2 separate regions of the Mus musculus genome follow, and region 2 is linked to region 1. A link is a loop called in an ENCODE intact Hi-C map of the cell type or tissue named here. Cell type or tissue: left cerebral cortex. All regions are shown on one strand. Each heading gives the region's core, and the rest is flanking DNA. Links, peaks and the distances in the headings are about the cores only.

Evidence for each region. Peaks named below come from ENCODE experiments on the same cell type or tissue, not always from the same donor. Only the 100,000 strongest peaks of a DNase experiment are listed, where the experiment ranks them.
Region 2: a loop joins it to region 1, with 5 times the contacts of the local background. A loop is called at or near these places in 5 of 42 quality-filtered maps.

Annotation. Positions count from the first base shown.
Region 1 is chr5:113,486,699-113,498,481 of GRCm38, reverse strand. It overlaps Wscd2 (WSC domain containing 2), which reads right to left and starts at 8,035. Exons shown (of 9, transcript NM_177292.3): 1 at 7,542-8,035. In left cerebral cortex, for the core only: no CTCF peak of the experiment used is centred there; DNase peaks (open chromatin) are centred at 5,064, 5,594, 5,688, 7,848 and 1 more place; H3K4me3 peaks cover 4,058 bases; H3K27ac peaks cover 2,910 bases.
Region 2 is chr5:113,367,731-113,379,513 of GRCm38, reverse strand. No RefSeq gene overlaps it. Among named protein-coding and RNA genes, the nearest start is that of Aym1, 16 kb to the right of the region's middle. In left cerebral cortex, for the core only: CTCF peaks have their summits at 3,557 (motif pointing left) and 5,779; DNase peaks (open chromatin) are centred at 3,543 and 5,786; H3K4me3 peaks cover 637 bases; H3K27ac peaks cover 283 bases.

The DNA of each region.
Region 1 (11,783 bases), core at 1,927-9,926:
TGCACACACACCAACACATACCATATACACACACACATACACCAACCAACACATGAACATGCACACACACATGCACATAGCAGAAGGGAAATATGCTTCTTTTTCTTTTCTTCCTCCTTCTCCTCCTTCTGTTTGGTTTTTCTTTTTATTTATTTTTATTAGATATTTTCTTTATATACATTTCAAATGCTATCCCGAAAGTTCCCTATACCCTCCCCCCACCCTGCTCCCCTACCCACCCACTCCCACTTCTTGGCCCTGGCATTCCCCTGTACTGGGGCATATCAAGTTTGCAATACCAAGGGGCCTTTCTTCCCAGTGATAGCCGACTAGGTCATCTTCTTCGAGTCAGGGTTTCTCTGTGTAGCCCTGGCTGTCCTGGAACTCACTCTGTAGACCAGGCTGGCCTCCAACTCAGAAATCTGCCTGCCTCTGCCTCCCAAGTGCTGGGATTAAAAGCATGCACTACCATTGGCCATCAAGATACACTTCTTAAGGGTTCCTTCAACACTCACCCCCTGCACCTTGAGCTTTTTCTATTAATGGGGGATTCACAGTAAAGGAAAGTGACTGAGACATAGGCTTTGGGGTCACACATATCTGGGCTCAAGCCTCAGATCTGCCTTCTACTGGCTGTGTGACCCGGAGCAAGGGAGCCAAGTTCTCTGAGCCTCACTGTCCTACTTATATAAGGAAGATGGAGATCCAGTGTGAATGGAAACGAAGTTTTGATCTTGGCACCAGGCACCATCAACCCCTTCTTCAGAGGCAATGGTGACCACGGTTTCTGGGTATGTCTCCATCCTGATTTACAAGCATCAGCCAGGATATTGTGCAAGGCTCCCAGAAGAGGGGGCTTCAGAGCTATTCCCAGTAGAAAGAGAGCTGGGGACCTTCAAAGTCAGGCTGCAGAGGCTCTTCATGGGTACCCGTCCTTCTCTTCCATTCCACAGATGGGAGAACTGAGGCTCATACAGAGGAAGGGAGTCTGTGCAGAATTGCTGCGTCTGCTCAGATAAAGCTGGATGGAGCTTCCTGCCTTTACTCCCCCTTCAGGAACTCCCCTAGGAATTCACCCTCACAGGACCACGTGGGGCAGAGAAGAGTCAGTGCAGGATGTAGTAGCGTCCTGCAGCCAAGCTCCTAAGTCTAATGGACAATTAGACCTGGAAGCTTCTGGCAGGGGTACTCTGCTGCCTGTGATTCTTGATGCATCGTGGAGTCAGGCAAGGCTAGAAGGGACACAGATAGCCTCTCAAACACCTGCATCATAGCCACTGCCCTCCCCGCACTGTCCACATGGCCCTGAGAAGCCCCATCCCATTTCTTTTCTCCATCTAACAAAGGAGTGACTCATAGTCTCAGGGGTGGCCAGCCTTTGCTGGCCTCTGGTTACCTCACCAGTTTAGCACAGAAACCTCACATGCCACCTAATCCATAGTGATCCAGCCAAGTTCATTAATGCTGGCTTCATCTCCTCTCCCCAGCCACAGTCTGGGGACCTGGAGGAGTTCGGGGATCAGTGATTATATTTTCAGCAGGGTTCAAACAGTAAATACAATGGGCTGTGAAGCTCATATGCTCTCTGCCCCCAACTACCAGCCCTGCCAGGCATGGCTCAGAGCTCCCACAGAGGGCATGCAAATGAGTGGACATAGCTGTGTGCCAATAAAACTTTATTTACAAAACAAAACAAAGCAAAGCAAATCATAAACCTGATTTACCAGCTCCCTGTTCTTTTAGGTCTTGTTGGGCAGAGTCTGGTACCTTCTCTGGGGCTGGGCTGTAGAGACTTTCATGAGGCAAAGGAGTTTTTCCAGCTTTAGCATGAAAGTCTTGATCCAGGAAGACTGGTTTCAGAGCAGGCAACAGGGTTAGCCTGTCTGGGGTCCTGGACCCCTGATTCCTCCCAGGACAGCTTTGTGCTGTGCCATTTGGCTGTCTGCTTTATAAAGGGGAGGGGAGGGCTGCCATTTATTGTGGCATGAATTGTGCCAGGTACTCGCAGAGGGCTTAGTGAACATTTTCTTCATTACAACAGCCCTGTGTTGTAGGACCAGAGTTCTTCCCAGGAGGGGTGAAGACTGTACAGTCCTGCCTCAGGTCCCTCCAGAGCCTCCAGAGCTGGGAATCTCACCCCTGTAACTTCTGTGACCATCACAGAACAGGTCAGAGAAACCCGAGCAAGCAATGGGATCAACAAATACTGACAGCAGATGGAGGGATGGATATGTGAGTGAATGATTGATGGGTGGGTGGATGGACAGATGGATGAATGGATGGATGGGTAGGTGGGTGGGTGGATGGATAGATGGATTGGTAGGTGGATAGATGGATGAATAGACAGACAGACAGATGGATAGATGAACACCTGTCTGTGGATGGACAGAGAGGTGAAAAGACAGACAGATGGACAGATGGGTGCAGGGATGGTGAATAAATGGATAGACAAATATCTATAGATAATAGATAGAGAGATGGGTGGATAGATGGATGGATGAATGGACAGACAAACAACTGCTTCTACAGATGGATAGATGGATGGAAAGATGGGTTGGTGGGTGGGTGGGTGGGAGATGGGCTGATGGATGGATGGGAAACTTCCCCCACATTTACACAAACACAGGCTTGTTCTGTGCCATGACTCATTCCCACCACCATATCCGTCAGGTGAGCTAATGGGAAAAGGTCTCACGGCTCTGACATCCATTATGTCAAACTTGCCTTCCGGCACTGGGGAGGCAATATGACATCATATTTAAAATGTACTCTCTGACATCAGGTGGCCTCTGTGAATCCCCAGGATGGCTTTTTTTCTGATCCTGTGACCCAGATAATTAACACATGTTTCTGAACCCCACAAGAGATCACAACAGAAATCGTCTTTGTGAGTGATGGTTGCCATGTATGTGAGGTTCATGGTGTGATCTCAGTAAATGCTCTCTAAGTGTCATCGAGTTGGGCTGAGCAGAGAGCAGGTGGGGCTGGGGTGGCCACAGTGAGCAGCATTCTGTGTGGCTCTACATAGAACACAAAGGTCAGACAGGGGCAGGAGTCAAAGCTACTTAGTGGCCACCAGGACCACAACAATGATGCATATCAAACAAGCCCTCATGGCTTGTCCAGCTCACCTGTTTCTGACCAGGCTGAACTCTGATCCTCCCGGAGGCTAGCACCAGGCTTGGGAGGCAGCAGTGGCCTCATGGGAACCCTGTCAGTCAGGTTCACACACACACACACACACACACACACACACACACACTCTCTCTCTCTCTCTCTCTCTCTCTCTCTCTCTCTCTCACATACATTTGCACACACTCACAGTCACATACATACTCACACACATGCACACACATATGCACACACTCTCACATTCATACATTCTCACACACTCACAATAACATACACATGCACACACATATGCACACACTCTCACATTCACACATTCTCACACACTCACACTCCCAATTAACATACACATACACTCACATACATGCACACACACAATCACACACTCTCACACTCACACACACAATATACATACACACTCACACTCTCACACTCACATTACACTCACACACTTACAGTCAGAAGCACACTCTCACACTCACAATACATTCACACACTCATAGTCACACACACTCGTACACAATACACGATCGCACACTCTCACACTCACATTCACACACACACACACTCAACCACATACACACACTCACACTTACAACAACATATACACTTACACACACACACACACGCCTGTGCACACATGCGCTCGGGTCTCTATAAGGCCTAAGCAAGGCCACATGCACTGTTACTCTTCTACCTTCTCTAATGGGCAGTGACAGTCACAGGGCTGAGCGCAACCAGGGGGCCCAGAGTGTGAAGACTGCCTGTCTCTTGAGTAAAAGCAAAATGAGGTCTCGGAGCCAAGGCTACCAACATGGGAGGAGGGGCAGAAACACACATATCCCATATCCCCACAGCAGCCAAGTCCTTCACACTGTCCCCACACTAGGAGGACCCTAAGCAGGCATCCTTCCTGTCCTCAGGACCAAAGACCCAACTCCCGCATTACCCCGATTCCCACCTTCCAAACATCTGGACCTGCTCCGGGGAGCCATTAATCTCTGGCAATTTCTTTCCCTCACTTGATTTGTTTATTTAAGGAAAACAAGTTGCTCCTAATTAGAGGCGCTGCGGAGATGCTCAGCTCATCGGAGCTGCCTGCTTTCAGACATTCTGCCTAAATGCATACCTGTGCTCCCAGCATCTGTGGGTGTGCACAGCCTCTGGCAAGACAGACGTGGGTATATGGGTGATGAAGGAAGCTGGAAATGTGCTCTGGAGTGCCTGAGACACACGCACCATCCCAGCAAGGTTAGAGCTGATGCAGGTAAGGGATGTGCAGCTTAGGGATGGAGGGCGCCTTCACAGGGCACCCAGCGTGAAGCACACAGTAGAGGTACCACAGCTCAGGTGGGCCTGTGCTTGGAAGCACTGGTCACAGTCATCCTGTTCCACACAAGTTTGCACCTCTACAGACACACACACACTGCTAATGCAGAAGTCACATGGCCACACACAGGTACACACTGCAACAACATACAAGACGTTATAAGCTGATAGCCCTGGTACATACATCCAACAGCTGACTCACCCACAGGAGGTATGTGTGAAAGTTAGACATGCCAGGGAACACAGACACACTCAAATGAACACCAAAGATGCCCACACTAGAAAACACACATGCACACTTGTGATACAACTAAGCATGCAATGTTCTGCACACACACACTCACATGTATGTCTGGGAACACACAGTATGCACGGCAAGACAGAGGCATATACCCATAGAAACATACATAGGTACAGAGACAGGACACTCACAAGCATCAGAAATCATGTGCAGACACTGGAATGCAGAAATGTGCACATGCCCAGAGAGGGATGAGCCCGTGTGTCAGGCTGTGTCTCTAAACATGTGTAGACAGACATGGAATGTACTAAAAGCCACACAGACACGAGTGTCCCCAATTGCACAGCACAAACTCACCTCACATCCCTGTGTGCACAGCCACTCACACACATGCATGTTCACAGATGGTTGTTCTCTAAGAGGCTCACACACAGCCTGCACATTCATAAATCCACAGGCACACACTTGTTAGATGTCAAGTCCACCCTGGCTATTCTGACACGTGCATACATATGTGGTTGGTACATTCATGACTGCACATGCACACGGCTGCAGAGACTACACATGGCTTTAGTTGCAATGCCCCCCTGCACCCTAGTCCACTAGGAAAGCAAACTGTTCTTTTTTTTTTTTTTTTTTTTAACTGTTCTGAAATTCAACCCCGCAGACTCTACCAGCTCATGGTGGCTTCATCCTCCATCCCTAAGCTGCACATCAGGGCACAGTGGCTGGGATAAACTCCGCACCCCACCCGTCTGCTTGGCAAGAATGCAGGGCAAGCTTCACACCAGTCAGAAAGAAACTGTTCACTGCCCTCTCCCTGCAGTCTCTGATTATGCCCCGCCTCTACCACAGACCCAGAAAACACTTTTCTCCACAGCATTGGTTGTTCTTGCCGCCTGGAACAGCAGCCAGGCAGGCCCAGCCCTGAGGCAAACTGGATGCCTGACCCGGAACAGACAGAATGTCCCTGCTCTGGGTCCCTAGACAGCTGCAAAGTTGAAGCCATGGAGACAGCTTACCTCCATCTCCCGTTGTCATGACGATGCGGCAGCTGGGTGCATCCAGCCCTCCCAGACTGCCCTGGGCTCCCCACTGGGAGCAGCTGGTCCAGCAGCAGTTTTAAAGGGAAGCTGGGAGGGGCAGGGATTGCAGGTATCCTATGGATTGGAGAGACCTAAGACCCTGGCCCCAGATGAGGATCCTAGGGTTCAGGGAAAGCCTCCCTTAGGAAACAGTTCCCAGGATCCATGCATAAGATCTCCACATGGCCATCCCCATTGCTCCTGTACTCTGCCAGATTGTGATGGGTGCTTCTAGCATTATCTCAGTGAGTGCTCCCACATTATCTCATGAGTGCTCCCACATCATCTCATGAGTGCTCCCACATCATCTCATGAATGCTCCCATATCATCTCAGTGAGTGCTCACAGCACCATTCCACAGTAGGAACTACGAACTCTTACTTTACAGTGGGGGAGTGGCCAGGGGCCACTTAGATCTACTTTGAGACCTGAGTTCCTAAACACTAATGTGCAACACACACACACACACACACACACACACACACCCTAAGATTTTAAAAATCCCATCTGTCACATTGCTCAGGGCCACACAGTGGCCTGAATGGGGATCTCCGAGGATATGTGCCATCTCTTCACTCTTAGAAAAGTGGCCACTGTAGTCCAGAGAGGGTTAGTGGTTAGACATAGGATACGCAGCAAGTCAAAGGCAAGTGTGAAGCCAATTCTTGAATCAGAGCTGTGTTTTCCCCAAGATATCCACCACAGACCTTTGATACCCTGGAGGAGTGCATGGGTTTGGGCAGCCTGGGAAAGTGGCTTCTGGCCTCAGATCAGAGTCCTAAGCCAAGGCAGGAAGTCTTTATATCTCACCTAACAGCTCAAGAACTCAAGAACCCCCAGCACGACTGCTCCCCAAAGGCAGAGACACCCAGCTCCATCCAGTAGAAGGCTGACCCATGGCCAAGGGATCACTTCCAAACACCGCTCTTGGCCAAGGCAGAAGAGAGCATCCACTATGTCTCTACCGGACTTCAAGCCTACCAAAGACCAACCAGTATGCCCCCTGACTCCCAGCCCTCCCGGCAGGAATGGAGGACAGTGATGTCTTCCATGTGGACACAGGACTGGCCTTTTGGAAGTGTGCTTTCACTAGGGAGAAAGGGATTATAGCCAGCAGTGCTCTAGGTTGGGACAGCCTCAGGGACTCAGAGTGGGCAGCCACGGGCTGGGCAAGAGGTCACCAGGAGCCCTGGTCCCCTCAGGCCCCTTCCCTGCGGCTTGCTCCTCTCATTGAGGGGTGCAGGCAGCTCTCTCTGATTTTTTAAAGCTTTCTTTCTCCCCCTAAAGGGGCAGCCCCTCTGGAATCTCAAGGAGTGGGCTGTGCCTGTGGGGGCCTGGAAAGGAGTTGAGGGTCTCCTGGAAGGGCACTTGGGCCTGCTGGCATTTGAACGGGGGGGGGCGGGAGAGGGGCAAGTGGCTTTCTCCTACCATATGCCCCCCCCAAGGACCCACAGAAGCCAGTCTGCAAAGTGGGCTTCGCAGAGCCCACGCTGCGGGGCCCTGGCTACCGCTTGGTTCCCCAGTGCAGGCACCACCCCAAGGCCAGCTCACAGGCACCGCTCACCCCTTCTCCCCAGGCTGGAAGCTGGCCCGGCAGCGGAGTGCGAGAGTGTGATCCAAGGCCCCCCGCTGCTCCGGCAGCCCCAGGGATGTCCCCACACGCGTCCGCGGCCAGAGGAAAGTTTGTCATCTCCCCGGAGCCGACTGTCACCTCTCTGCAGCTTTGGGCTCACTGGGGACCCGTGGCTGCTGCTTACCTGGGGGAAGCGCCGAGCTCTCTGTGCCTGGTAGGGCGCAGCGAGGAGCAGGAAGCCGGGAGCCTGGAGCCTGGAGCGCAGAGAGTGGTGCGCGGAGCCAGGGCTGGGACTGAGCGAGGCTGAGGCCGGGGGTATGAGGCTGGGGCTGCGCGGGCGCCCGTACTCCCGGCCCTGCTGGAGCAGTCTGCAGCCCGAGCTCCAGAGCTCCCGCGCCCGCCGCCTCCCCGCAGCCCGGCCCGACCGCCCGCGCTTAACTCCTTGCGTCCCGGCCTCCCGCCGCGCCCGCCGCAGGCCTGGGATCCGGGCTGTGCAGTGTGCTGAGCCCCGCTCCTGGGCTGCGGCGAAATGCACCGAGACGGGGTGAAGGGCCGGCGCCTGGCTTGAGCGTGGTGCGGGCTGGCTGCCGCTGCTTGGAGACTTGGCCAGGAGCCCGCCCGGCAGGCAGCTCAAAGAAATCCAACAAAGGACAGTTTTGTTGATGGGTGTTCAGCGTGTTGTTTTAACAGGCTCTGAGTTTTGCCTGTGTGGCTTCTGGGCTGTCACACTCCCTCTCTGAGCTTGCTGGAATTCCGGCTGTGTGTCTCCGGCTCCTGGATGACTTCCACTGAGGGTCCCTGAAGGGGATCAGAAGCATCAGACAAGAGTGGAACACAGGGGCTTCTGGTTTGCAGATCTAGCTTGGCTCCGGTTAGGTCCAAGGGCGACTGGAAAAATCTAGGCGTAAATATTTTTATTTTATTTTATTTATTTACTCCCCCCCAACACCCCCCCCCACCCCCCAGACAGGGTTTCTCTATGTAGGTCTGGCTGTCCTGGAACTCTACATCATTAGAGCACACTGGCTTCGAACTCATAAAGGTCCACCTGCCTCTGCCTCTCAAGTGCTGAGCTTAAAGGTGTGAGACACTACGTCTGGCTTAGGTGTAAATATTGTGTGTGTGTGTATGTATGTGTGTGTGTGGTGTGCATGGACACCTGTGCCCACATGTATGAACTCGTGTGTCACCGTGCCTTGCGTGAAGTCAGAGAACCACCTCAGGTGTCAGTCTTTATTCTCTACCTTGCTTGAGATGGTGGCTCCTCCATCTGTGTTTGCAGATGATCGTTCGAGGGTCCTGGACTCTCTCCCCTCCCCTTCGCATGTCTTAGGGCCACTGGAGTTACAGGGTGAGCTCTTGTTTATGTGGCTACCAGGGATTTGAACTCAGGCCCTCAAGCTTACAGAACAAGTGTTGTATCTGCTGAGCCACCTCCCCAGTCCGAGATCTTGGTTTTCGTGTTTTTTTTGAATGCCGACTGTTGAGCTAAATGGAATGGGGTTCAAGTGTCCTCTCCCCTTAACTGTTTTCTGTCGGTATGGCTCTGACCAAGCTGCCTTGGTTTCCCTACATGAACAGGAGCAGCTCAGACCTTCTAGGCTGGCCATATGAGGGTTGTGGGCTGCCACACAGTATCCATATCTACCTCAGAGAAAATGGGCTTCGGGCTTGGTCGGGGGAGTGAGTTTGAGCCTAGCAGGGAGCTGTGTATAAAGATGCGGACTTAAGTTTGTACCCTGAGTATGAAATCTCTCAGTCTTCCCCAACTCATCTATTGGTATTGCCTGGAATACAAATCTCCTGCCCATTTTGCATTGGTTGTTTGATAATTCTTACCTTCCAGTTGCTTCAACAAAACAGCCAGCAAAAACAGCTGAGGAAGAGGTTTCCTTTGGCTTCCATGTCCTTCAGGGAGGGGAAGCCACAGTTGGGGAGCAGAGGCGAATGAGGTGCTCCGCTTGAGGACTCTAGCCCATGGGACGACACCAACCACGTTCAGGATCTGTTTCCCTTCTCTGTGTGCTGGCTGGTTTTCTGTCAACTTGACACAAGCCAGAGTCATCAGAGAAGGAGGAGCCTCAGTTGAGAAAACGCCTACATAAGACCCGGCTTTGGGCGAACCTGTAGACCATTTTCTTAATTAGTGATTCATGCAGGAGGGCCCCACCCATTGTGGGTGGGGCCATCCCTGGGCTGGTGGTCCTGGGTTCTATAAGAAAGCAGGCTGAGCAAGCCAGTAAGCAGCACCTCTCCATGGCCTCTGCATCAGCTCCTGCCTCCAGGTTCCTGCCCTGCTTGAGTTCCTGCCCTGACTTCCTCCAGTGCTTGGGATGTGGAAGGATAAGTCAAATGAGCCCTTTCCTCCCCAACTTGCTTTTGGTCATAGTGTTTGATCACAGCCATTATACCCACTAAGACACTCAGTTAAAAGTCTCTCCCAGTTCCCTCACAGACAGCCAGGGTGACAGCCTAGGTGACTCTTTATCTAGCTACGCAGACAATGAAGATGAGCCATGGCAGAGTCCCGACTCCAGAGCTAGCTGAGCACTGTGGACTGAGTTGCTTAACCTCTCTGGTCCCAGCTGCTCCATCAGCAAATAGCAAAAGCAAGGCAGGGGAACTGCTTAAGGCTGACGGGTCTCCTCAATTATTCTTGTTTTCCTTCTGCATGTGTCTCTTAGCAGCCAGGAGTCCCACATTACTGGTCTTCGCAAAAGACAACTGGCTGTGCAAACTGAACAGGGGCTGTGGGGTTCGCAGACCACAGACCCATCAATGTGGGAAGGAAGGAACAGAGCCTGTTTTTTTGAACCTCACCGCTGAGGGCTGGCTGTGCTGTTGTCCCGTCCCATTCCCACTGTGACCTGGGCGTGGGGCCTCAGACCAAAGTCAGCTGCTAGAGTGAAGAGACCCAAGCAACTCCTCGCCTTTGAAAGGGCTCAGAAAAATCAAATGGTGATGCCAGAGAGTTTCTCAGTGGAAGATCAGACAACACCTCCAGGCTACGTCCACAGACCGAGACACAGCCCATGCGTCTCTGTCATTTGAGGCACGGCTTCTAAAAATAGAATTTGCTCTAATTTTGGGAGTAGCTAAGGCCGAAGGAAAGAATGTGCAAGACTGGAGAGGGACATGTCCAGCAGTGAGTTAACTCCCTTTGATGGTACTGTTCTTGTGGAGGGAGGGGACTGGCCTTCAGACTATCCTGGTGACCAAGGACTGTGGGGTTAGATACACCCAGGCTGAAGTTCTAGCCCTGGCCCTGCCACCTGACAGCTGGGCAGCCTTGGGGAAATTAACCTCTCTGGACTTTCATGTTCTAAAAATAGTGGTAATGGCTCCCAGCATATGAGGGTTGCAGGGAGATTGAGCGGCATTTGTGAGCAGCTTGCCACGATGCAGACTGTGCATGCATTAGGCCCACGAGCTGTGACCTGAGATCGGAGCCATGTTGGTGGCAGTTGACGGCCCAGGCAGGTGAGAGAACTGCCATCCCAGCGGCTGAGGCAGGAGGAGCCAGGGTTGAAGGCTAGCCTGGGCAACATACTAAGTTCCAACAGGGAAGTTCATTCTAGAAGCTGAGGGGACACAACAGTTAGGGGTGTTTACAGAGCTGGAGTTTACAAGTGTTCTAGGGATTAGAACTTGGGTCTCTGGGGTTTCATGTTTTATCCACTGAGCCATCTCCTATACCCTATTTAATTTTTTGTTGTTGGGTTTTTGTTTGTTTGGTTGGTTTTGTTTCAAGTTCTCACTTTTAGCTCAGGCTAACCCTGAACTTGTGATCCTCCTGCCTCAGTCTCTCCAGTGCTAGAATTCACTACACCTGGTCTTGTCTTTAGGTGTTTTAATGTGCCTAAGGCTCATTTATCATGAAAGAGCCCTGAAACTTGCTTAATTAATTTATTTATTGGTTGCAGGAATCCCAAGCTGGCACTAAACCCATAAGTAGTTGAGGGTGACCTTGAAGTTCTGATCCCCCTGCCTCCACCTCGAGTTATAAATTACAGCAGTGCACCAGTTTATGTGGTACTGGTGATTGATCCAGATCAATCAATCCCAGGCCTCGTCCGTGCTTAGCAAGCACTGTACCCACTGAGCCACGCCCACCCCTAGAAGCTCTCCTTTCTGTTGCGTATTTTTCTGATCAGCATCACCTCTGATGCTAATGCTGTGAATTAGATGTGAAATGTCTCTGTTCTCTCCCGTGTTTGAACCCTTGGTCCCCAGCTGGCCTTCAGGTGGAGCACAGATAGAGGGAATGGATCCCTGAGGGTCTCCCGCCTTCACTCCGGTCTGGTCTCCTTGCTTCCTGACTCTGGATACAATGTAACTCGCCCCTGCCCGTATGCCTTTCCCACAGTGATGGGCTATTCTATCCCTATAACCTCTGAGTTAAAGCCTTCCTCCTCGCAAGCCGCTC
Region 2 (11,783 bases), core at 2,634-10,633, 120 kb after region 1:
GACTCAAAGGCAGAAAAGGATGAATCAGGACTCCTAATGTCCTCCTCTGGGTTCAGGGTACAAACTCTCCCTCACACATGTTCGCACACTCACACTCCACACATATGTCCAGACACACTCCACACACATACATGTCCACACACTCACATTGTACATACATGTCTACACACTCATACCCCCAACACATACCCACACACTCACGCACCACACTCATTGATCACACACACGTGTTTGCACATCTTTATTTCAAGCTTCATCCTGGCTTAAGGTAGCCTACTGCTCAGGAATCTTGGGCACAGATACATTTCACACACATACACAAACACACATTCACATAGACACACATACAGACAGACACATAGACACACTCATAGACATAAACACACAGACAAACAAACACATTGCATGCAGACACATACACAGATACACATATGCACACTTACAACATACATATATACATACATACATACATACACACACACACACACACTCTATACATATACATATACTCACACACATACGCTCACACAGGATGAACTTACTTTCCTGAGCTTCAGTTTCCTCCTCTATAAAATGGGATAACAATGGGCCCAGCGCACACAGCACTGTAGGAGTGAGCGCAAGACTCTCCACTGGTTGTCCATCACACTCATTTCCGGTACCGCCCCCCCCCCCCCGCCAGATCTTCACTTCATGCTTCTCTGGTGTCTCCCTTGGTTACATTCTCCCCCAAGTCCCTATGTTTCACCATGCTGCCTCTCTGGTCTCTCCCACTTGTCCTTGGCTTCCAATGTCTGCTTGGCACAGCCTAGAGTTATATGGGAAGAAAATCTCACTCAAGGAATTTACTAGATCAGATTGACCTGAAGTCATGGGGATTATTTTGATGGGTAAATGGTGTAGGAGAACCCAGCCCACTGTGGGCAGCACCATTCCCTAGGCAGCCAGTTTGGAACTCTAGCTGATCATAAGCCAGTTGGGCGGGCAGCATCCCTATGGTTCCTGACTCATTTCTTTGGCTGTGAAGTGAGTTCCTTTGTCGGAGGCAATGCTGTGTAGAGCAGCAAATTCCTGTCTGGAGTTTCCGCCTTCCTTCTATGATGGAGTGGGACCTGGAATTATGAGCCAAATAACCCATTCTCCCCTAAGTTACTTTCTGTCTGGACATTTGTCACAACAACTGAAAGTAAAGCAGGCTAACCTTAGCAACAGGCACACGCTGTCTCTGCCCACGATGCTCTCTCCAGCATGTGCTGCTGGCTCCCACCAGTATCTTACAGGGTAGGTCGGTGAGTGGATGGGTGGGCAGGTGGATGAGTAAGTGGATGGATGAGTTGGTATTATGTATGGATGTATGCTTGTATGGATGCATGTATGTATGGATGCTTGTATGGATGCATGTATGGATGAGTGTATTGGTGAGTTGGTATTATGATATACACATATATATGTGTGGATGGAAGGATGAATGGATGAGCTGATAGATTTTATATATATACATGTATATATATATATATATATATATACACACACACATATATTTTCATGCATATATGTGTGGATGGATGAGTTGGTATGTATGATATATACATGTATTTATGCATTATGTATGTATGTGTGCATGGATCAGCTGGTATGATATATGCATGGATGGATGCATGTATGTATGTGTGCATGGATGAGTTGGTATGTATGATATATGCATGTGTGGATGCATGTATGGATGTGTGCATGGATAGTTGGTATGTATGATATATGCATGTGTGGATGCATGTATGGATGGGTAAGTGAATGGATAGCTTATGGCTGTAATTCTCAACCTTCCTAACACTGTGACCCTTTAATACAGTCCCTCATGTCATGGTAACCCAACCATACAATTATTTTTCTTGCTACTTCATGACTGTAATTTTGCTAATGCTGTAAATCATAATGTAAATATCTGTGTCTTATGATGATCTCCAGCGACCCCTGTGAAAGGGTCTTCAACACCCGCCCCCAAAGAGGTCATGACTCACACGTTGGAAACTGCTACCTGGAGTTGCCTGTTTAGAGTGAGGTCAGACAAGTCACCTAACTTCTGGGGACCTCAGGTTCCCTACCACTTGTGAAGGTGCTTATTGCAGAACTTGGGGGCAGAGAACCACACAGTGTCCCTGGGTCTCAGAGCTTCTCAAGCAGAGGTGAGCTCTCATCAGCAGTGCCAACACTGGGGTCCCAGCCTGACCCAAGAGAGCCACCTTCTCTTAATACTAGAACGTAGGCTCCCAAAGCACAGCCTCTGATTGGCTCTCTTGCTTCTGTCTAAGAGAGTGCATTCCTTTTGGTCAACGCCTCTGGCTGTGACCCCATAGAAAGTGTCTCCCTTGGGAGTTGCCCATGGCCACTTAGCACCTGTAGCTCTGAGCTCCACCTCTGGTTCCCCCCACAGCACCTCAGGAAGGCTGTGATGGTACAGTCATGGCCTGGGGCTCCTAGCCTCCATCCAAAGCCAGTGCCTACACTGACCCAGGATTGAGATTCCAGGGGTTCCCTCCAGCTGTTGTGAGAAGAGTGCACTGGCTAGGCCTGATGAGATTCCTCTGTCCAGGAGCTCTGAGCTTCCGGCACACAAGAATAGAGCTGGCACACACTGTGATGTATTCTTGTCATTTATTGTTTGTTTGTTTTTTAGTGCTGGGGAGGCAGAGAGGACAATCCCTTGCTTGCCAGCCAGCCAGCCTAGTGAACCCAGCAAGCCTATACCAACGAGAAGCCTTGTCTCAGAGAACAATGTAGAAAGCACCTGCAGTGGCTGACACAGGAATACTAAAGGTCGACCCTCAAGAGTATAACTCACTCTTCATAGCAGCTACCACTCCCTCACAGCCTGGCTCCTTGAATGCTAACTTGACTCAAGCTATAGTCATCTGAGGGAGCAATGCCTCCATAAGATCCAACTGTAGGCAGGTCTGAGAGGCATTGTCTTGATTGATGGTTGATGGGGGGAGGGCCCAGCCCACTGTGGGTGGGGCCATCCCTGGATGGTAATGAGAAGAGCTGAGCAAGCTACGAGGAGCAAGCCAGTGAGCAGCATCCTCTGGCCCCTGCTTCAGTTCCTGCCTCCAGTTTCCTCCCTTGAATTTCTGCCCTGACTTCCCTTGATGGTTGACTGTAAATTGAAAGCTGAAATAAGCCCTCCCCCCCCCCACCCCCACCCCCTGGCAGGCAGAGCTGTAAAGACAGGATTAGAGGAATCTGGGAAAGAGATGGTGGCAATCTGGACTAAACTGGTGGCAAAATGTTTTCATTACATTGTTTGCAGTGGATATTTTGACTACAGCTATGGAAAGGTGGGCAGAGATTTCTGGGCTCACAAACTTCAGTGAGTTCATTGCTGTTTTGCACAATGTGCTGGGACAAAACGCCATGGCTGGAGGGATGTGACCATCATAGTAGACAGGAAAGGACCTGGGATAATGTACACTGCAAGAGCTTCCCTGCCCCCACGTGACTTCTTTCAGTCAGACACTAACTCCTAGTCTCCACAACTTGCTCCCCAAACAGCCCCACCTGCTGGTAACTGGTTGTATTACACACGAGCCTGTAGGGGAACCTTACAGATTCAATCTCTGACTGGAAAGATACAGAGAGATTTGGAAAGAAGAGATCCCTTCACACAGTTGAGTGAGGGGCTAGGGGAAGGGAGAGGCAGTGATGCCTGGAATCATCTTGTGTGAACCAAACTGTGGGTATTCTGTTCTGTTCATCGACAGGGAAACCCTGTGGAAATAAGCGGACCTTCACCCAGTCCACTGCCCAAGCCGTGTCCCCTCCTCCTTGCAAAGAGATCAGAGCTCAAAGATCCAGTTCACTGGTCAACTCTGCAGATCTGGCTCAAGAAGGCCAGTGCAGCTCCGGTTGTGTTTGCTTGGCCGTTGGTTGGACAGTTAGTATCTATCCACAAAGCTCCTTGCAAGGCAGAAGATGCACCAACAATAATTAAAAAGACGAGCTGGCCCGCTGGGCCCTTCAGTCCTGGGTGAACACCTATTGGGAAAGGGCACACCTGTAGTCCCAGATACTTAGGGACTGAAGAAGAAGGGTCATGAGTTTAAAAGAGGGAAAGGAAAGGGAGTGGGACTAGGCTCTGTCTCCACATCTGGGAAATGGGGATCCTTGGTCCCCCTCAGAGCTGTCATGTTACAGGAGGCACCACAGGGCAAGCTCCGCTCTGTGAAGGACAGCAGTGGTACTGGGGCAAATCCATTCTTGTGGAGAATGACCCTGGAACGCCCGGGAGTCACTTGGGCCTTTCCTCTCTAAATCTTTTTGTTGTGGTTTTGTTTTGTTTTGTTCTGTTTTTTTCAAGACAGGGTTTCTCTGTCTTGTGTAGCCCTGGCTGTCCTGGAACTCACTCTCTAGACCAGACTGGCCTCAAACTCAGAATTCTGCCTGCCTCTGACTCCCAAGTGCTGGGATGAAAGGCGTGTGCCACCAGTGCCTGGCCTTCCTCTTTAAATCTTAATCTTCAATTGCAGTTTCTATTTCCTTCTCCACTAGTGTCTGGCCTCCTTTTTACCCAATAAAGCCAAACACAGACTGGCATGTTGCTTTTTAAAAAGAAAAAAAGGAGGAAGGAAGGAAGAAAGGAACAAAGTTATAAGGCAGAGAAAAAATCCTTCAAGCATTCATTGAAAATTGTGAGCCTGTTTTGGAAGTAAGAAACCAACCATCGGTTTGCTCCTCCTGGCCTTCATCCTGAGTCGCAAGCCTTCCACCGTGATTCAAAACCCCCCCTCCCCCACCCCGGGAATGGCTGAAACATTGTTTTTCTCAGGGGAAATGAATCTTGGTCTGAAACTGAAGCTGACAGCATTCAGGACGCTCTCTGAGCCTGCTCTGGACACTTGCTGTTCTGCTGTGTGCAGAATCAGACCTTCATGCTGGGACATCTGAATCTATTCACAGGAACTCAACAGGATGTGCGGTTAATATTCTGACTATGATTAACCCCCCCCCAAAAGCTCTGGCCCCAGTTCCTTCCCTGCTCCCCTCCGAGGGCCCAGCTCTGCTGAAATGCATGTGGATTCGATCAGAGGGCCAGATTTATAGAGGCTGCCGAAGCCTGGCGTGCCAGCAGTCATAAGTTATATTCCTATTACGGCGTGGGCAATAAAAACTCAGATATGTATTCTGCTATATTTCGAGGAACCTTTGCAAAGCATCTGGGCTGCCCGTGAGATCTTATCCAGAAAGATGTCTCCTTGGTGGCCTGGAGCAGCCAAGGCCACTTTTGAACCTCAGTGCTGGGGTAGGTAAGATCAGTCAGGGTCCCCCTGAGATAGAATCCTGGTCCTGTTCCCTGGGGATAACAGGCTGTGTGTGACCTAGGCAAGACCCCTAGTTGCTTGTGCACACTGGAAATAGTATCCTCAGATGGTCTCGTTTACTTTTTAAGTAAGTAACTTTCTGACTCCAGTTTCTACCCAGTGCATTGTGCCCCTCTAGGAACCTTCTCTGTACTATAGTCCCACTGACCTGCAGTCAACACTGGGCTGAGGGTATCACATAGGAAGTATCAACAATAACTTATACACATTGTTGTACACAATTTGAGTAGGATGAGCAAAGCCTCTTGACATCCTACTGGAGCCAGAACCATTCCTTTGGAGGCTGGAAAAACTGGTTAAAAGCCCTGGCTGCTCTCCCAGAAGACCCAGGTTCAAAGCCCAGCACTGAGGTGGGCTTTCAGCCCTCTGTAGCTCCCGTTCCAAGGGATGCAGCACCCTCTTTCGGCCTTCCGAGGTACTGCATGCACAAGGAGGCAAGACACGGGTACCCATAAAGTAAAAATAAAGAAATCTTAAAACAAAAGAAGATAGCGGAGTCCAGACTGTCCGTGGTCGCTCGCAATAGCAACGGAGGCAGGTTCTACTCACTACACGGTCACGGTATGGCTGTTTGTCAAAGACCTGCTCGATTTACGTGCACCTCACTAGGTGCAGGGAGAGCCATCTCGATGGCGGAGGGGCCACGGTAACTTCCTTTTCTCGCAGCATAGTATGTTAACTGGCGGTTCTTATCGCTGTTGTGGATAGCGCCCAGGATGTGAACAGGGCGTCACCACACATACAGAGAGATGGCAGGCAGTCTCCTCATCTTCAGCCATCCTCTGGTGGTCTTGGAGCACCTCTCCTGTGGATGTGGGGGAGGGGGGTACTACGTAGCTGACATTATTTCTTCGCACTCCTGACGAGTGACAACCACCCTTAAGTGACTCCGCGCGGTGGCTGGGAACCGCTGGTGTGTGTGGAAGTAAATTAAAGCAACCCCGAGGACTGGGAACCTGAGCCCGGTCTAGCAAAGAGGGGGGCAGAGTCAACCCCACCCCCACCTCCGGCTGCTTCAGTGAGCATGGTAGCAGCTAGAGACTGGCAGAGGCCTTTGTCGGCTGCTCCCCTGATGGCAGGCTATCCCTGCTCCCTGGAAGATAAAAGGCCCTTCAGGCTGCAAGCCGTGCAGAAAGGCAAGCACCTGAAGCATCCAGCGTGGTTGGTGTGTGGCTGGTGATTGGGTGTGTGTGGGGGGGGGCGGGGGTCTCTTTGTATAGTTTCTGAAATTCTCGTGCCGTGTGTGAAGAGGAAGAGCTCTAGGTCTTCAGCAAATGCTGGGGCGCTGATCACTATGCAAGGGACCCCAGCAGGACTGCTGCCCCAGACACTGTGCGTAACCCTCAGGGGTTCTGTGGGTGCCGTGACGTGATAGGTGTGACAAGCCCTGCCTAGAGAGATATGAACATCATTAACTTCCTGAGTTCCCAGTGACAAAGCACAGCCCAGTCCAAGTTCACCCCAGGGAGCCAGTTTCTTAGGTTACTTACAGATCTTGAGTCCAGGGTCATAGAAAGGACTCTGGGTGACCCTAAAGCATCAGGAGGTCTGTGTCCCACACAGCACCCCATCCCTACCCCAACCCACATACACACGCCAGCTGCATGAAGATCATTCCTGTTAGTTTTCCTACCTGTGTACTATAGCACCTCTCTGAGACCCTGAGGACAATTAGGGACAAACTGCACTGGAATGATCTGGAGGAGTGGCTGGACATTCAGTCTAAGGTCCCATGACCCGCCCCAGTCCTCCTTCTTTGAGGAAATGTCAACAGCCCACAGGCCCAACTGCGATACTCTGACAAAGATGGCGGCTGCTCAGAGGACTAGACGGACCAGACAAAGCAGTCCCATCACAAGCTCAGAACTTCTTCTTGTGCGAGTGGCTCAACAGTCCTGAGCCTCGGTTTTCCCATCCGGAGAGTGGGTGAGTGCTCCCATTTCATAGAAGTTCTGAGTGAATTTTCCATGTTCTGTGATGTCCCCCAGCGCCCACTGCCCACCATTGCTTTGGCTGACTATACTGTTTGAAAGTCTTTTAGGTCAGCGGCCCGAATCTTGAGTTGCAATGACCGCCAGCCAATGAAGATTTGCCAGGAGCCTCCTGGCTGCTTCCTACGGGGGCTTGTTAGGATGAGTCTTCCGTTCACGGGGCTCACGGGGAAGGAAGGCTTTGCTTGTGAGCAAGTTCTGTGGGTGCTGGGAAGGGGAGGCCATGATAAGAAACTGGATAAGATTCTCTCTTCCTTTCCTTTCTTTTTTTTTTCCTTTTCCTTTTTCTTTTTCTTTTCTTTCTTTCTTTTTTTTTTTTTTTTGTTTGTTTGTTTTTTTGTTTTTGTTTTTTGAGACAGGGTTTCTCTGTGTAGCCCTGGCTCTCCTGGAACTTACTCTGTAGACCAGGCTGGCCTCGAACTCAGAAATCTGCCTGCCTCTGCCTCCCAAGTGCTGGGATTGGGATTAAAGGCATGGGCCACCACTGCCTGGCTTTTTTCTTTCTTTTCTTTTTTCCTCTCTAAGAAATAGATGCTAAGGATGAGAGACTGCCGGGAGCTCACAGCAGCTGCTAGGACCTGAATGGATCGGGCTGGGTGGGATTCTAGCTGAAGCAGATGATCTCCAAGCCCCATCCATGCAGAGAAACCATGTGGAGCAGATAGCCGTGTGGGGGAGCGTTGCTCTTTACTGAGGGTGTGGTCACTGATAGGCTTCCAGTGCTCCCGTGGATGCCCTGAGCCCATGGTAGGTTAAGGAGCTGGGCAGGGTCTGTGCTGGTAGGGCCACAAGGGGAGGCGGAGGGCGGAACGGAGGTAGTCGGTGCATTCATATGTCATTGTCCGTGGGTAGGAAATTCTCAAGAGTGAAGAAAATTTTAACACAGAGCATGGGGCTAAGGAAGCATGGCAGGGGCTGTACATGAGGAACACTAAGCCAACAAAAAAAAAAGTGTGGCAAGCTACTGGGGTCAGATAAAGCGAAGTCCCATGATGCCCTGGCCCCATGGTGGCCACTTGTATCTTCTTTCTTCCACCCTTGGACCTTCTGTTCTGTTCCCCACACAGCAGGAGCTCGGTTTCTCCTGTTCATTGCTCCCTTCTGCCATGAGCACAAAGCCCCAGCTCTTTGTCTTGTCCTAAAGTGCCCTGCTGACCCCTGCTGACCCCTGCTGACCCCTGCTCTTCTGGCTTCAGGGTGCCCAAGGTGGAGAGGCTGAGGTTTCCTCCTCAGCTGTATTCTCTGCCTCTCCATCTGGGCCACCATCTTTCCCACCCCAGGGCCTTGGCGGGTGCTCCTCTGTGTGCCTGGGAGGGTCTTCCTTGAGCCCTGTCCTGTCCCCATCTCCCAGTGACATCTCAGCTCTGTCCAGCTTCCTCACTTGGGCACTCCTTGGGGACACACACACCCTCACTCTCTTACATACTGCATTTGTCCTGGTAGGTTCTCAATACATCGAATGAATGAATGAATGAATGAATGAATGAAAATATGAAGCTAAAGCATACTGACTGATTCTGAGCGTGCTAGGCACGGGGTCCTCACCTGTGCCTGAGGCTCTGGGGAGTGACACCTCCCACCCCTCTCCCCATGTTGCTTCCTCAGAGAAGCACACACTCCTGTCCATTTTCTCCCACGGGGGCTCTACCACCTGATGTTCCCAAAACCTCCCCGAACAGCACAGCTGGCTGGGAGCCCAGCTTCTGAACACTCTGAACTGCCAGGGGGAACATTTTACATCCAAACCACAGCACCATTCTGATGGCTGTCTGTGCTCGAGCAAAAAAAACAAAAACAAAAACAAAAACAACAAAAAAAAAACCCTCCCCATCTCTGACTTGATTTTCCCATCAGAAAAATGGGACCAATACTCACACCCGAGCAGACAGTACAAGATCTGGAATGCCGGCAGTCCTGCAGCTCACTGTGTGGCCCAGGCTGGCCTCAGACTCTTGCCTCTGTCTTCCCAGTGTTGAAATCACAGTCAAGAGTCAACACAGCTGGGCGGTGGTGGCGCACGACTTTAATCCCAGCACTTGGGAGGCAGAGGCAGGCAGATTTCTGAGTTTGAGGCCAGCCTGGTCTACAAAGTGAGTTCCAGGATAGCCAGGGCTATACAGAGAAACCCTGTCTCAAAAAACAAAAACAAAACAACAGCCAAGTCAACACATCTGGAAGTTCTGGGGTTTTTTAAAGTCCCGCTCTCTTCTGGGTATTTACTTGGACCATGGGAACTGGGATCTGCAGAGCTGTCTAAATATGGCTTCCTCTCTCCATCTGGGCTACGGTCTCCATTATCTGCCCATTTTACAGATAAGAGGCCCAAGCATCAAGGAATTCAGGCTAAGCCCCAAGTGTAGAAAACTGCACTGTCATGTCCAAAGGCCACTCAACCTGACTGGAAACCTGTTCCCTTCCCACCGCACCTGTCAAACAAGACGGACTCACACAGAGCTCCAAAGCTGAGAGCAGACAGGCCCTGTCAGGGGGAGCTCCTGCTGCCTCTGGCCACAGCCCATGGGATGGAGGCCATCCACCTCGCTCTGCTCTAATTGCAAGGCCCCTCCGCAGGCAGGCTTGGTAAACGCTCCGCTCCTGAGCTGACGGCTTTGGGGGCCCTCCTGTCACCCTGTTTTACAGCCCTCTCGTTGAAGAGCAAAATCTGTATTGATTTTAGAACAACTCAAGCTGTAAATTACTGGCCATGATCGGCTTGGTAACCCTGAGATGAGAATCTATTGACTGGACCGGGGGCTTAAATCTAATTATCGTCCCAGGAAAGCCATTGGCAGAGCCGGCTCAAGGCCTGCTCGGAAGGGAACGCTTAAACAGCCAAGAGCTACATGGGGGGAAAAAAATCTAGCACGATCCCAGGGGCTCTGTCGAGCCTAAGAAATTCTGTTGGCCACCAATCAGCCTTGGGTGACTTCTGTAATTACCAACGGTGATATTGTGGGGCCCGGTCAAGTCTCATAGCTTGTTGCTCAGCTAACAGAGGTAGCCTTGATGCATTTCTATCTGTTCCTCAAGAAGGAAAGGAAATAGCCTTGTGAGAGGCTTTGACCAAGGTCACACAGCTACCCCGGAATATAGACCTTAAACCCGCCCTTCACTGCTGTTTAAATGCAAGCATGGGGCTGGATGGACCAGTGGTTAGGAGTGCTTACCTGAGTACAGTACACCACCTCTGTGTGGTGGCTCACAGTCACCTGGACACGAGGTGGCGTGAGAGCTGCTTTAACAAGAATGGCACCTACAGGCTCATATATTTGAATGCTCAGTAGCCTGGAGTGGAATTGTTTGAAGGGATTAGAAGGTTTCGGAGGTGTGGGCTTGTTGGAGGGAGGGTGTCACTGGGGTTGGGCTTTGAGGTTTCACAAAGTGTATGCTCATGCCAGGGTGTCTCTTTTCTGACTCCAGGTCAGGATGTAGCTAGCTCCCAGCCACTGATCCATTGCCTGCCTGTGTGCCACCATGCTCCCTGCTGTGACAATAGCAAACTAAGCTTGTGAAGTTGTAACACACACACACACTCTGCTGGGAACCGTGTGTGTGATTAGCAACGCCCCAAACACTGAGAATGATAGTGTTCTCACATCTTGCCGAAGGCAGGGATCTGTGAAGAGGAAAAGATAAGATTCAAACAGAGCCAAGGATTAAGCTCTTGGGAAATCTAGATAATGAAGAGATGAATCTTATTCGCACGGGTGCTCGGTACCACAGAGTTCTGACTGGCTTGACACGAAATGAGGGTGCCAGGAAACTCAACAGATTTGTACCCATGATGGGGCAATGAGTGAGTTTTTACTTCCACCCATACTTGGGACTTCGGTTCACTCAACAAACATGCACACACACTGACACACACACACAAACACACACAAAGTGGAAGAGCAGTTATCAGATAGCTCCCACGTAGGAGTCTTCACAAAGGTGTCTGTGAGCAGACACCATGACCAAGGCAAGTCTCATAAGGACAACATTTAGTTGGAGCTGGCTTACAGGTTCAGAGGTTCAGTCCATTATCATCAAGGCTGAAGCATGGCAGCATCCAGGCAGGCATGGTGCAGGAGGAGCTGAGAGTTCTACATCTTCATCTGAAGGCTGCTAGCAGAATACTGGCTTCCAGCCAGCTAGGATGAAAGTCTTAAAGCCCATACCTACAGTGACACACCTACTCCACAGGGCCACACCCACTCCAACAAGGCCACACCCACTCCAACAAGGTCACACCTACTCCAAAAAGACCACACCCACTACAACAATGCCACTCCTCCTAAGAGTGCCACTTTCTGGGTCAAGGATATACAACCCATCACAAATGACTTCTCTGTCCATGGTGATGGTGGAAGGTGAGTGTCCCTGTAGAAAAGGGGAGACCTCAGGTGAGGTCCCAGCTATGCACTCCCCACTGTCTCCA